Linked DNA regions of Homo sapiens: region 1 is linked to region 2. Evidence: chromatin contacts called from ENCODE Hi-C or POLR2A ChIA-PET data. All regions are on one chromosome and are shown on one strand. The core of a region is the stretch at or near the end of the contact, and the rest is flanking DNA. Distances in the headings are between cores, read along the strand shown. Region 1 holds the start of PSEN1 (presenilin 1). Region 2 holds the start of MAP3K9-DT (MAP3K9 divergent transcript).

What was found. A loop is a pair of places that touch in the nucleus more often than their neighbours do. ChIA-PET counts read pairs that join two places held with the same protein, here RNA polymerase II (POLR2A). Pooled maps may share reads with other maps.
Region 1: a pooled map shows a loop between it and region 2 (6-fold over the local background). The contact joins the promoter of PSEN1 here to the promoter of MAP3K9-DT in region 2. A Hi-C loop is called at or near these places in 5 of 50 pooled maps. POLR2A ChIA-PET finds 5 or more read pairs at or near these places in 2 of 52 experiments (CD4-positive, alpha-beta T cell and Caco-2).

The regions. Positions count from the first base shown.
Region 1 is chr14:73,134,533-73,140,313 of GRCh38, reverse strand. It overlaps PSEN1 (presenilin 1), which reads right to left and starts at 3,807. Exons shown (of 12, transcript NM_000021.4): 1 at 3,731-3,807. RefSeq lists an enhancer at 3,348-3,457 and silencers at 3,628-3,687, 3,948-4,027.
Region 2 is chr14:70,806,643-70,812,291 of GRCh38, reverse strand. It overlaps MAP3K9-DT (MAP3K9 divergent transcript), which reads right to left and starts at 3,508. Exons shown (of 2, transcript NR_184164.1): 1 at 3,005-3,508. It overlaps MAP3K9 (mitogen-activated protein kinase kinase kinase 9), which reads left to right and starts at 2,779. Exons shown (of 12, transcript NM_001284230.2): 1 at 2,779-3,526. The coding sequence starts at 3,121. RefSeq lists a silencer at 2,578-3,217 and an enhancer at 4,158-4,217.

The DNA.
Region 1 (5,781 bases), core at 2,558-5,057, 2.3 Mb before region 2:
ACTTGAACCTGGGAGGCGGACGTTGCAGTGAGCTGAGATTGTGCCACTGCACTCCAGCCTGGGCGACAGAGGGAGACTCTGTCTCAAAAAAAAAAAAAAAAAAAAAAAAAAGAATAGCAAAAAAAGAAAAACCTTTTAGTTTTCGGATTTCAGAACTCTGGATATGAGACTATGGTCCTATATACCTTTGTATAATTATAAAGAATCTTTCCCAATAAGTTATTTAATTTCAATAACTCTATAAGGGAGATATGATTATTCAAAATCATTGTCTAAAATTCTGAGGAAATGGACAGAATACAACTAATTTTTAATGAAAAATGATTATTTACGTCTAATTAATTTGTAAATCACTTGTTATATTTAGCATTGCCTGCAGTCTTTCTTTTGCTTTGATCAACTTAAACAAGAAACCGTACAAGGCGTTGTGAAAAGCCAATACTAATACCTTTTTCCTCACTCTCATCCAAGCAAGAGTATTAATATCTTTCAATCAACAAACATTTACTGGGTTTCTTCTATATAAGCACACACTTGATGAGGGTTGGGAATTCTAATTAATCAGGTATTACTTCTGTTTACTTAAGGAGCTTACTATCTCTAGAGGGCAAAACAAGTAAATTTTTATACTGGTTAGATATTGAAATAAAAATATGTTAGGTATATTGTGTTAAAATAAATTATTCACATTGGTTTCATCTGTTTCTTTTTGCCCCCCTTTTTTTTCTTTTTTTCTTATGGAGTCTCGCTCTGTAGCCCAGTCTGGAGTGCAGTGGCATGATCTCGGCTCACTGCAACCTCCACCTTCTGGGTTCAAGCGATTCTCCTGCCTCACCTCCCGAGTAGCTGGGATAACAGGTACACGCCAACACACCCGGCTAATTTTTTGTATTTTTAGTAGACACAGGGTCTCACCATTTTGGCGAGGCTGGTCTCGAACTCCTGACCTCAGGTGATCTACCTGCCTCGGCCTCCCAAAGTGCTGGCAGATTACAGGTGTGAGCCACTGTGCCCAGCCTTTTTTTAAAAAAAAAACGAAGTCTCACTCTGTTGCCCAGGCTGGAGTGCAGTGGCGCGATCTCGGCTCACTGCAAGCTCCGCCTCCTGGGTTCACGCCATTGTCCTGCCTCAGCCTCCCGAGTAGCTGGGACTACAAGTGCCTGGCACCATGTCTGGCTAATTTTTTGTACTTTTAGTAGAGACGGGGTTTCACCGCGTGAGCCAGGATGGTCTCCATCTCCTGATCTGGTTATCCACCCGCCTCGGCCTCCCAAAGTGCTGGGTTTACAGGCGTGAGCCGCTGCGCCCGGCCACCCAGCCTCTTTTTACATTTTTTTTCTTTTTTTCTTGACAGAGTCTGGCTCTGTCGCCCAGGCTGGAGTGCAGTGGCGCGATCTCCGCTCACTGCAAGCTCCGCCTCCCGGGTTCACGCCATTCTCCTGCCTCAGCCTCCCGAGTAGCTGGGACTACAGGCGCCCGCCATCACGCCCGGCTAATTTTTTTTTTTTTGTATTTTTTAGTAGAGATGGGGTTTCACCGTGTTAGCCAGGATGTCTCGATCTCCTGACCTCATGATCCGCCCGCCACGGCCTCCCAAAGTGCTGGGATTACAGGGGTGAGCCACCGCGCTCGGCCTTTTTTTACCTTTAAAAATGTGTTTATGGCTAGGCACAGTGGCTTGTGCCTGTATCCCACCACTCTGGGAGGCCAAGGCGGGAGGATCACTTGACTCCAGGAGTTCAAGACCAGCCTGGGCAACATAGTGAGGCTCCCATCTCTAAAAAAATAAATAGCCGGCCGGGCAGGGTGGCTCACGCCTGTAATCGCAGCACTCTGGGAGGCCGAGGCGGGCGGATCACGAGGTCAGGAGATCGAGACCATACTGGCTAACACGGTGAAACCCCGTGTCTACTAAAAATACAAAAAAATTAGCCGGGCGTGGTGGCGGACGCCTGTAGTCCCAGCTGCTGGGGAGGATGAGGCAGGAGAATGGCGTGAACCCGGGAGGCGGAGCTTGCAGTGAGCTGAGATCGCGCCACTGCACTCCAGCCTGGGCGACAGAGCCAGACTCCGTCTCAAAAAATAAATAAATAAATAAATAAATAAATAAATAAATAAATAATAGTATGTTTATTAGAAAATTTAAAATAGGGATAATCACCTTGTGGTTCTCCCAGTCTGCATGCTAATAAATTTGTATGCCTTTTCTCCAAAAGAAAAACAAAACAGGTTTTTTTTTTTTTTGAGACAGTCTCACTCTTTTGCCCAGGCTGCAGTGCAGTGGCATAATCTTGGCTTACTGCAACCTCCTTCTCCCGGGTTCAAGTGATTCTCCTGCCTCAGCCTCGCTTGGGAGCAGCTGGGACTACAGGCGCGCGCCCCCACGCCCAGCTAATTTTTTGTAGAGCCGGGGTTTCGCCGTGTTGTCTGGTCTCGAACTCCTCAGCTCAAGGATCCGCCCCGCGGCCTCCCAAAGTGCTGGGATTACAGGCGTGAGCCACCGCCCCGGGCCTCACATTTTATTTCTATTGGCTAGCGCTGCTCTAAATCTTCTGTTCCTTCTGCTACACCAGGCCTAACACTCAAAATCCCTGCCAACCTTTTCCTTCCTGAAGCTTCCCTCCCCTTCCTCAGCTCTGGCGACCCTGCGCTGTGGTGGTTCTCCAACCACACTCATTCTCCTCAGCTGGCTCCTTGCTCTTCTTCCACCCCCTCGTTGCAAGTGTTCCTAAGTGTTTGCCTTGGCCTCCTCTTCCCCTTCCTTAGCTTAGACTTCTCCACTGCTCCAACATCAACTGGAAATCTATGGAATTGATTCCTGTTTTCAGCTCCAGTCCTGTTCACAGGGCATTTTCACCTGCTGGCACTTCCAAAGTGACACTTCCAAACCACTTCCTCGCCCTCCTCTCTAAACCAGGTCTTTCTTCCTAACTTCCTTATTTCTGAGAATGTCTCTGCCATGTTCTAAACTGAAAACCTCCTAGTCAACTTCACACTTTATTCCCTGATCCTCAATTGGTTCCCATGTCCCGTTAGTGTTTCTTGTAAGCCTCTGCCACCACCGCAGATCGAACTCTAATCACATCTCACCTGAATTATGGAAAAGTCACCTCAATTCTCTCACCCATCCCAGCCTCCACTATGGATTAATATGCCTAAAGCAGAGCTGACCACAACGGTGAGAAGAATCTGAGAGGGAAGCAGCAGCAAACACAAGAGTCACTGGACATGCATGCCTCGAGACAGTCCCGACCAAGGAGAAAGCATCAGACCCCGTCTTCCGCCTCGAACAAGAGGCGTGCGGACTTCGCCCAGAATGCTCGTCGCCCCTGGACAAGGACACACCCGGGGCGTGAGGCGCGGAGTTTCACCAGTTGCTCAAGCAGACCCAGCCCAAGACGCTTCCTCTTTCTCCTACTCCACTCCAGTTCAGACGGCTACTAATCCCGGCCCAAGGCACCTGCGCCCTGAGACGTCTTCGAGCAAACAGCATTTCCGGACCAAGGCTCCCCGGAATCTCTCTCCACCCGGCCGCGCCCGAAGCCCGAGAAACGGGCCGCCCCTCCTGGTTTCCCACACGGGGTTCCCCAGCCCCAACCGGCCGCGCCCCGCCCCTCATCTTTTAGGACACCGGCTTCGCGGCCCGGGCGGCCACAAAGGGCCGGGCCCTGCCCGCGGCCGCCCATGTCCGCGGTGCCTTCCTGGCTTGCCCGGACTCCCCATCACGCACATACGCTTCCCCGCCGCCCCGCTGCCGCCGCGGCTCGTAGCTCAGGTTCCTTCCAGACCAGCCGCTGTTTTGTTTCCGATGTGAAACCGCGGACCCCGGAGCTGCCTGTCCCAGGCCCCGCCCGAGAACCCTCACCGTTGTCGTCATTTCCGGCTCTGGCGTCGTTGGCGGCCGGCCCACGGAGGAGGGGAGGAGCCAGGAGGAAGGGGGCGGGGCCTCCGGCCTGGAGAAACGATTGCGGGGAGAACCCAGAGCTCCACCTGGCCTTCCCCACCTGACGGAATCCGCCCAGAGCGCTGGCGTGGGTTGTCGGGGTTCTGAGGCTGCTCGAGCTGAGGACGAAAGCCCCTATATAAATTGGGCCCAGCGTGTGCTTCTCCCGGCATACAAGCGATGGCCATCCTAAATTTAACACCTGTCATTTCTTTAGGGTACCTATTTGCGAACCAGCTGCATCACAATCAAGAGAATGCTGTTAAAATCGCAAATATCTCTGCCCTCTCCCACCACTCAATGAATCAAAACTTCTGGTGGGTGGCGAGAACCTGAGAAACTGCATTTTAAACATCCTCCGCGATTCTTGGACTCCAACTTTGACAACCAGTCTTTCTAGGTGGCAAGCTAGCTGAGAGCAGAAAATGTGTCTGGTTTGCTGGGTCACTTGATTTTTGCATCTGCCTGCTCTTTGTCCAGTTTTGGTAAAGACAGTACCAATGTCTAATTCATTAGACAGCATACCACACTTACACATATATCCAAAAGCTAAAACTAAAAAATGAATACTACCTTATTTAATCAAGGTGAACGGAGAAATGTCAAACATGGGTATTCAAAAAACCGAAAATGAAATTAACGGTACATGGTATCTGGGCAAGTTACATTCTTCTAAAGTTTCTTTAAAAATCCACCCCCAAGCGGCCGGGTGCAGTCGCTCACGCCTGTAATTCCGGCACTTTGGGAGGCCGAAGCAGGCGGATCATGAGGTTGGGAGTTCTAGACCAGCCTAACCAACATGGTGAAACCCCGTCTCTACTAAAAATACAAAAAAATTAGCCGGGTGTGGTGGCGCGCTCCTGTAATCCCAGCTACTCGGGAGGCTGCAGCAGGAGAATCGCTTGAACCCGTGAGCTGAGATCACACCACTGCACTCCAGCCTGGGAGACAGAGCAAGACTCCATCTCAAAAAATAAAAATTAAAATTAAAAAATAAAATCCACCCCAAGCTATCCCTTCACATTCCTATCGCATCAATCTCCAATCCCTCCTCCCAACCCACTGCCAACCTTGTTCAAAAACATGAGATTCTAATACTTTTTACACACAAAAGCTTCATATTTAAGAACAAAAGTAATATTTTCCATTAGCAGAATGAAAGATAAGTTGTGGGAGAAGGTTGAACGAAAAAAGATGTTTTTAAAATTCTTCACCTCCCCCACTTTAACAAGAGTAGGGATTTTAGTTTGTTCATTTACAAGTGCTCATGCTTGTCAGCAGCACATATACATTTTACAAGTGCTGAGAACAGTGCCTGATACATAACAGTGCCTGATACATACAATAGTTCAGTATTGAACAAATACAGGCTAAAACCCATCTATTTGTGAACTACTTCAATCTGATTGCAGTCCGCTAATATTAATAGGATGTCTTAAAATGCTGATGAACTATTCTTAGAAACAATCTACAAAAATTTTGGGCAAAGATATTCATGGAATATTATATAGCAAAAAATTGGGAAACTAAATATGGTACAATAGGCAGGGTGCGGTGGCTCACGCCTGTAATTCCAGCACTTTGGGAGGCCAAGGTGGGCGGCTCATCTGAGGTCAGGAGTTCGAGACCAGCCTGATCAACATGGAGAAACCCCGTCTCTACTAAAAATACAAAAAAAGTTAGCCAGGCGTGGTGGCGCATGCCTGTAATCCCAGCTACTTGGGAGGCTGAGGCAGAATTGCTTGAGCCTGGAAGGCAGAGGTTGCAGTGAACCGAGATTGCGCCATTGCATTCCAGCCTGGGCAACAAGAGCGAAACTATGTCTCAAAAAATAAAAA
Region 2 (5,649 bases), core at 2,259-4,758:
AAGTTTAGTCTGAAAGATCTACCCTCATTTGAATTCCTAGCACTTACCCATTCAACAAATATTAACTGAATGACTTGTTGAAATGTTTGATGAATGATTCTTTATGAGATTCTAAACACATGCTATGGTATTAAAGGTTTAAGTTGCACAGGGAATTAGTTTTCCTATTGAGAAGAATCAATGATTTTTCTCCTCTCTTCCCCTCTTCCCAGGGAGTGGGAAGGAATCCACAAAACTAAATAGTAGAACATACGAAATTATGGAGAAGCAAAATGACAATAAACTTACCCAATTACTCATAATCCGACTACTTAGAGACCCACTACTGACATTTTTCTCTTTTTAGTACTTTTTTTCCTGTTTCTGTTTTGCTGTGTGTCTACAGTTTGTAAAACTTTTTTTCCCTCAAGTTAAAAAAAATTCTTTTTTTTGAGACAGGGTCTTGCTTTGTCACCAGATTGGAATGTGGTATAGCAAACACTGTTCACTACAGCCTTGACCTCCTAGGTTCAAGCAATCTTCCTGCCTCAGCCTCTCAAACAGCTGGGACTACAGGCTTGCACCACCATGCCTGGCAAATTTTAACATTTTTTGTAGAGATAGGGGTCTCGCCATGTTGCTCAGGCTGGTCTCCTTCCTGGGCTCAAGTGATCCTCCTGCCTCAGCCTCCCAAACTGCTGAGATTTCAGGCACGAGCCACCATACCCAGTCCTAAGTTAAAATTTTATCAAGACAATTATTTTCTTATGGCCTTTAAAAAAACACAATATACCTCCATCCCCACTCCCTTGCTCTCTGCTGCTTGACAGTGGAATGGTTTTGTCTAAAACAAAACCTAGATAATTTACTCAGACTCATCCATATCTTTTCCAGTTCATGGATCCTATGTATAATAGGAATCTGAGCATTGTTTTAGGTCTTTACTTAAACAGAAATCCTTTTTCAAGACCTACTCTGGATGCTTTTTAGAACAAGCCTCATCTCTCTTCTTCAAGACCTCAAATGTGTGCTATGACTATACAGTGTAGTCATATTGATGAGCGAACCACAGAATGTTCAAACTATGAGGACACAGGATATCTTCCAGTTCACTCCCCTCACTTTAAGAGTACAGTGTTAGGACACCTGCCTGAAGTCATGCAGCTGCCTAGTTATCTTTCCAAATTGCCCCGCTGTCTTTAGTTTGTGTAATAATAAACCCCAAACTAAAATTCAACAAAAGCACTCACCCTTGCTAAATAAATCATGTCTATTCCTACCACTGAAGGGGAAAAGGTAACAAAGTTTGGTAGAAGTTGGGCTAGATCCTTCAGCACTGGCTTATTTAGAAATTTCAGAGGACTAGGTGAGGTGGCTAAGGCCTGTAATCCTAGCACTTTGGGAGGCCGAGGCAGGTGGATGACTTCAGCCCAGAGTTCAAGACGAGCCTGTACTTCCAGCTACTCGGGAGGGTGAGGTGGGAGGATGGCTTGAGCCTAGGATGTTGAGGCTGCAGTGAGCCGAGATTGCGCCACTGCACTCTGGCCTGGACAACAAACTGAGACCCTGGAAGAAAAGAAAAGAAAAGAAAGGAAAAGAAAAGAAAAGAAAAGAAAAGAGAAAAAAAGATCAGAGAACCTTTCTTACTGGAAGTCAACGTTGCCACGACAGGATTAAAGCAAGAAGAAACATTATGGGCCTCCTATCTCGTCCTTAATGTTCAAAACGCAGGGTATAGCAAAGCATATAGGAAGAGGTCGTCCTCACTCGTGAACTCAGCATCGGGTTCTACGTTTATTCTGCTTTGGTTCTTCTTAATCTGACCTCTATAGACTTCGCCACGATCCAAGGTGTAATTCCAACAGGCAAAAGAAGTCTAAGGATTGTCGAAAAGGTGGCTCCCTTCAGACAGACCAAGCCCAATTCATGGCAGCGTTCCCAGCCCCAGTTTGAAGCTCAGTAAGGTGGTCTCTTGCCTTTCTGAATTCTGAAAAAAGAGTGGTATTGGAATCTCTTCTTACCGGAACCCAGGAGAGGGCGAGCTGTGGTGCAGTCCTCATAAAGGGGAGAACTGTAGTTTTCAGAGTTCTAATGAACATCCCAATGGGCCTAAAAGGCTTCAATAAGAGATGAAAGGTTCCGGGTGAGAGTGGGCGTGGGCGAAGCTGATCCCTCTAGGTCGGACTAAGGCAGAGCCAGATCCAAGAGGGAGAATCCAACTGTAAAAGGGATCTGGGGAAGAAAGAGCTCTGTTGGGGGTGCAGCCGGATGAAGAACACCGGTGCTGCTCAGTGCAGCCCCTACCCATCCATGGCAAACAAAGGCAGCTGCCTCCCTTCCAGCCTTTTAGTTTGAATGAAGGCTCAGTATTACCTTTTAGGATCCACCCTTCCCTTCTCACGCACCCAATGAGGCCGGAGCCTCTTCCTGCCGGGAGGTGCTGAACTCTCCCAGGAAACGGACAGGTGCCGCGAGCCAATGGAGGGAGCTGCGGCGGGCCAGTGGGCGGGAAGAGTGGGTCGACCTGGGTTTGAGAATGACAGAGCCCGCAATGGGGGAGGGCACGGTGCGACGGCGGCGCAGGGGGTGAGAGGGACCTGCGAGACGGCCAGCTAGGCTGCCCCAACCACGGCGGAGGAACCGGGGACTGGGCGGCCGCAGCCAATGGGAAGGCAGCGGGCGCGGGGCGGGGCGGGCGTGGGGCGGAGCCCCCTGGGGTCCGCAGGGCTGGGGCGGAGCCAGGCCCGCGTCAGGTGGTCCCGGCGAGCTGGCGGTGCGGGGGGCGGGGCACGGCACGGCGCGGAGAGGAGAGCGGCGGCCGGCTGGCAGCGGCGGGCACCGGCTGCGCGAGCAGGTACCGGCGGCAGAGGTGACGAGGCCGCCCCCGGGGGGGCGAGCGGGCAGGCGGGGACTCGGCCCGCTGCGCCCCTAGGCTGCGCGAAGAGCTCGCGCTCGGCGCTCTTCTCGTACCGCGGTAACAGCGCCGGCGAGCCGGCTCTCCCAGCCCTGCCAGCCCGGGCCCTACCTGCGGCCGCCGTCGTTGGGGGGGGGTCCTCCCAGCTCTGCGGAGGCGCATGAACAATAGGCGGCGGCGGCTCCTGCGGGCGGCGGCGGCCCCGCACCCTATGGATCGGCCGCTCCATGGAGCCCTCCAGAGCGCTTCTCGGCTGCCTAGCGAGCGCCGCCGCTGCCGCCCCGCCGGGGGAGGATGGAGCAGGGGCCGGGGCCGAGGAGGAGGAGGAGGAGGAGGAGGAGGCGGCGGCGGCGGTGGGCCCCGGGGAGCTGGGCTGCGACGCGCCGCTGCCCTACTGGACGGCCGTGTTCGAGTACGAGGCGGCGGGCGAGGACGAGCTGACCCTGCGGCTGGGCGACGTGGTGGAGGTGCTGTCCAAGGACTCGCAGGTGTCCGGCGACGAGGGCTGGTGGACCGGGCAGCTGAACCAGCGGGTGGGCATCTTCCCCAGCAACTACGTGACCCCGCGCAGCGCCTTCTCCAGCCGCTGCCAGCCCGGCGGCGAGGACCCCAGTTGCTACCCGCCCATTCAGTGTAAGGCGAAGGCGGGGCCGGGCGGGGAGGGGGAATGACGGAGGCCTGGGGGGCGGTCGGGGAAGGGGGGAGCACTGCGCGAGGGCTGGGATGAGGGCGGGGGGTGGGGAGGACGATTGACCTGGGTGTGGGTGGCGCGCGCTTAGGCTGCCCGGGCTTTGCTTGCTGGATAAGCTCGAGACGCCTCAGGCCCTGCCCGCACTTCAGACGCTTGGGCTTCTTCACCTTCAGTTGGCCACCTCAGCAGTGGCTCCCGATTTCCACATCCTGAAGTCCCAGTCTGAGAATTTGCCAGTTTCCCAGTCCCTTCTCTTACCCACCCCCCCGCCGCCCCCCATTCCCAATCTGGAAGTGTTTATGGCAAGATGGTGGTTAGTGTCCTAGCCTTAGTCCCCAAATCAGGGACCTTGCCACCACCTCTTCTAACGCCTGTCCCCGCCTCCTAAAGGCATTTGCTTTCAAAGAGATGGGGGTGTCTCCGCAGGGCTGAGCTGGCTCACAAGTCCCGGAAGCATGTGTGAACTCAAGGCTCAGTTGCCTGTAAAATGTCGGGTTGATTTCTTGGATCCTATTTCTTATATCTCAGAAGTTGTACCTTTAGGAGTCTCACTGATTAATGTGCTAAGAGGGATGTGTGTGTTGAGAGTGGGGGTGAGACAAGTGATGATTAGAGAGGAAAAAGTATGTCGTTCCCCCATGGGAGATCAGGATTGCAAGGTACAGTGGCTGAATCCCAGTCCTTTGACAGTGAGGCTGTTTGGGAAATACATTTTCTTCTTTCTTCTCATTCTAGATCCTTGCCTATCTTTGGAACTGGTCAAATCTCAGGGGGACCATGCTCAGGGGTCCCTCCCAGGGCCTTTCTCCCAGTGTCCTGGTTTCCGTCAATTTTCCAGGAGCCCCATATTTCATACCCTATAATGAAATCTTCTTTTTTTTTCAAGGGAGTTAAATTGCCATCACAATCCCTTAATCATACTAGTTTATTTCAGAAAAAAACATGTAAATATCTCTTTAGTGCAGTTTACACTATTTTGTATTTGAGAGTTTCCATAATCTCTTATCTGTTAAAAAGGTATTGTTAATATGTATTAATTACTGTTTATTCCTTATTTTGTATACTTTCATCTTAGTTGATTTTTTAAAACGTCATTAGCAAGGACCAACTTTAAATATTTAAATATTAAGATTTCCTTTGTAACAGTTACGTTTTTGGCTCTGTAAGTTATTTTTTACCCCAGCAATTGTGTTACTTTAATCTTGAGTTTTTTTGTTTTTTTGAGACAGTCTCGTTGTCTCCCAGGTTGGAGTTCAGTGGTGCAATCTCAGCTCACTGCAACCTCTGCCTCCCGGGTTCAAGCAATTCTCCTGCCTCAGCCTCCTGAGTAGCTGGGATTACAGGCGCCCGCCACCATGCCTGGCTAATTTTTGCATTTTTAGTAGAGATGAGGTTCACCATATTGGCCAAACTGGTCTCGAACTCCTGACCTCAAGTGATCCGCACGCCTCGGCCTTCCAAAGTGTTGGATTACAGGCGTGAGCCACCGTGTCTGGCCTATCTTTAGATGTTTTTTAAAAACTAGCACATAATATCAAAATCATAGCCTCTTCGCTTGTTTTTCTGCTCTTCTTTTTCTGTTGGTGTTTTGACTATCAAATCGATGTTCAAATCTTTAGGTTCCCCCTCTCCCTCTCATTCAGTTTAAAACTTCATTTTTCTTCATTTTGATCTTTAAAATGCCTGGAGGTAGCAAATTACTTTAAATTGTTTCCAGATACTACATCTTTTTGGGACTAGTTTGGTAGCCTTAAGGCTAAGCATCCTGGCATAGTGTTTTGAAAGTGTTGAAAATGAACTTGGTCATATATTGGAAGAAATATGAATAGCCTGGCATGTTAGAAAACAGTGTCATTTTAAACATAAGTCAGATTTTGATTCTGTGGGTGAAGTTTTGTGATTTTGTTTTCAGGGACAGCTAATGTCAAAGCAGAAGAGCTAGGTGAGGTTCGTGATCAGGAACTCGGTTTCTTCAATATCTTGTGCTCTGGCTGCTAGAGCAGTCAAGAGTCAGTATGACTTAGGCTGAAAAACTGTCCACAGAGCTAGGCATGGCAACAGCGTG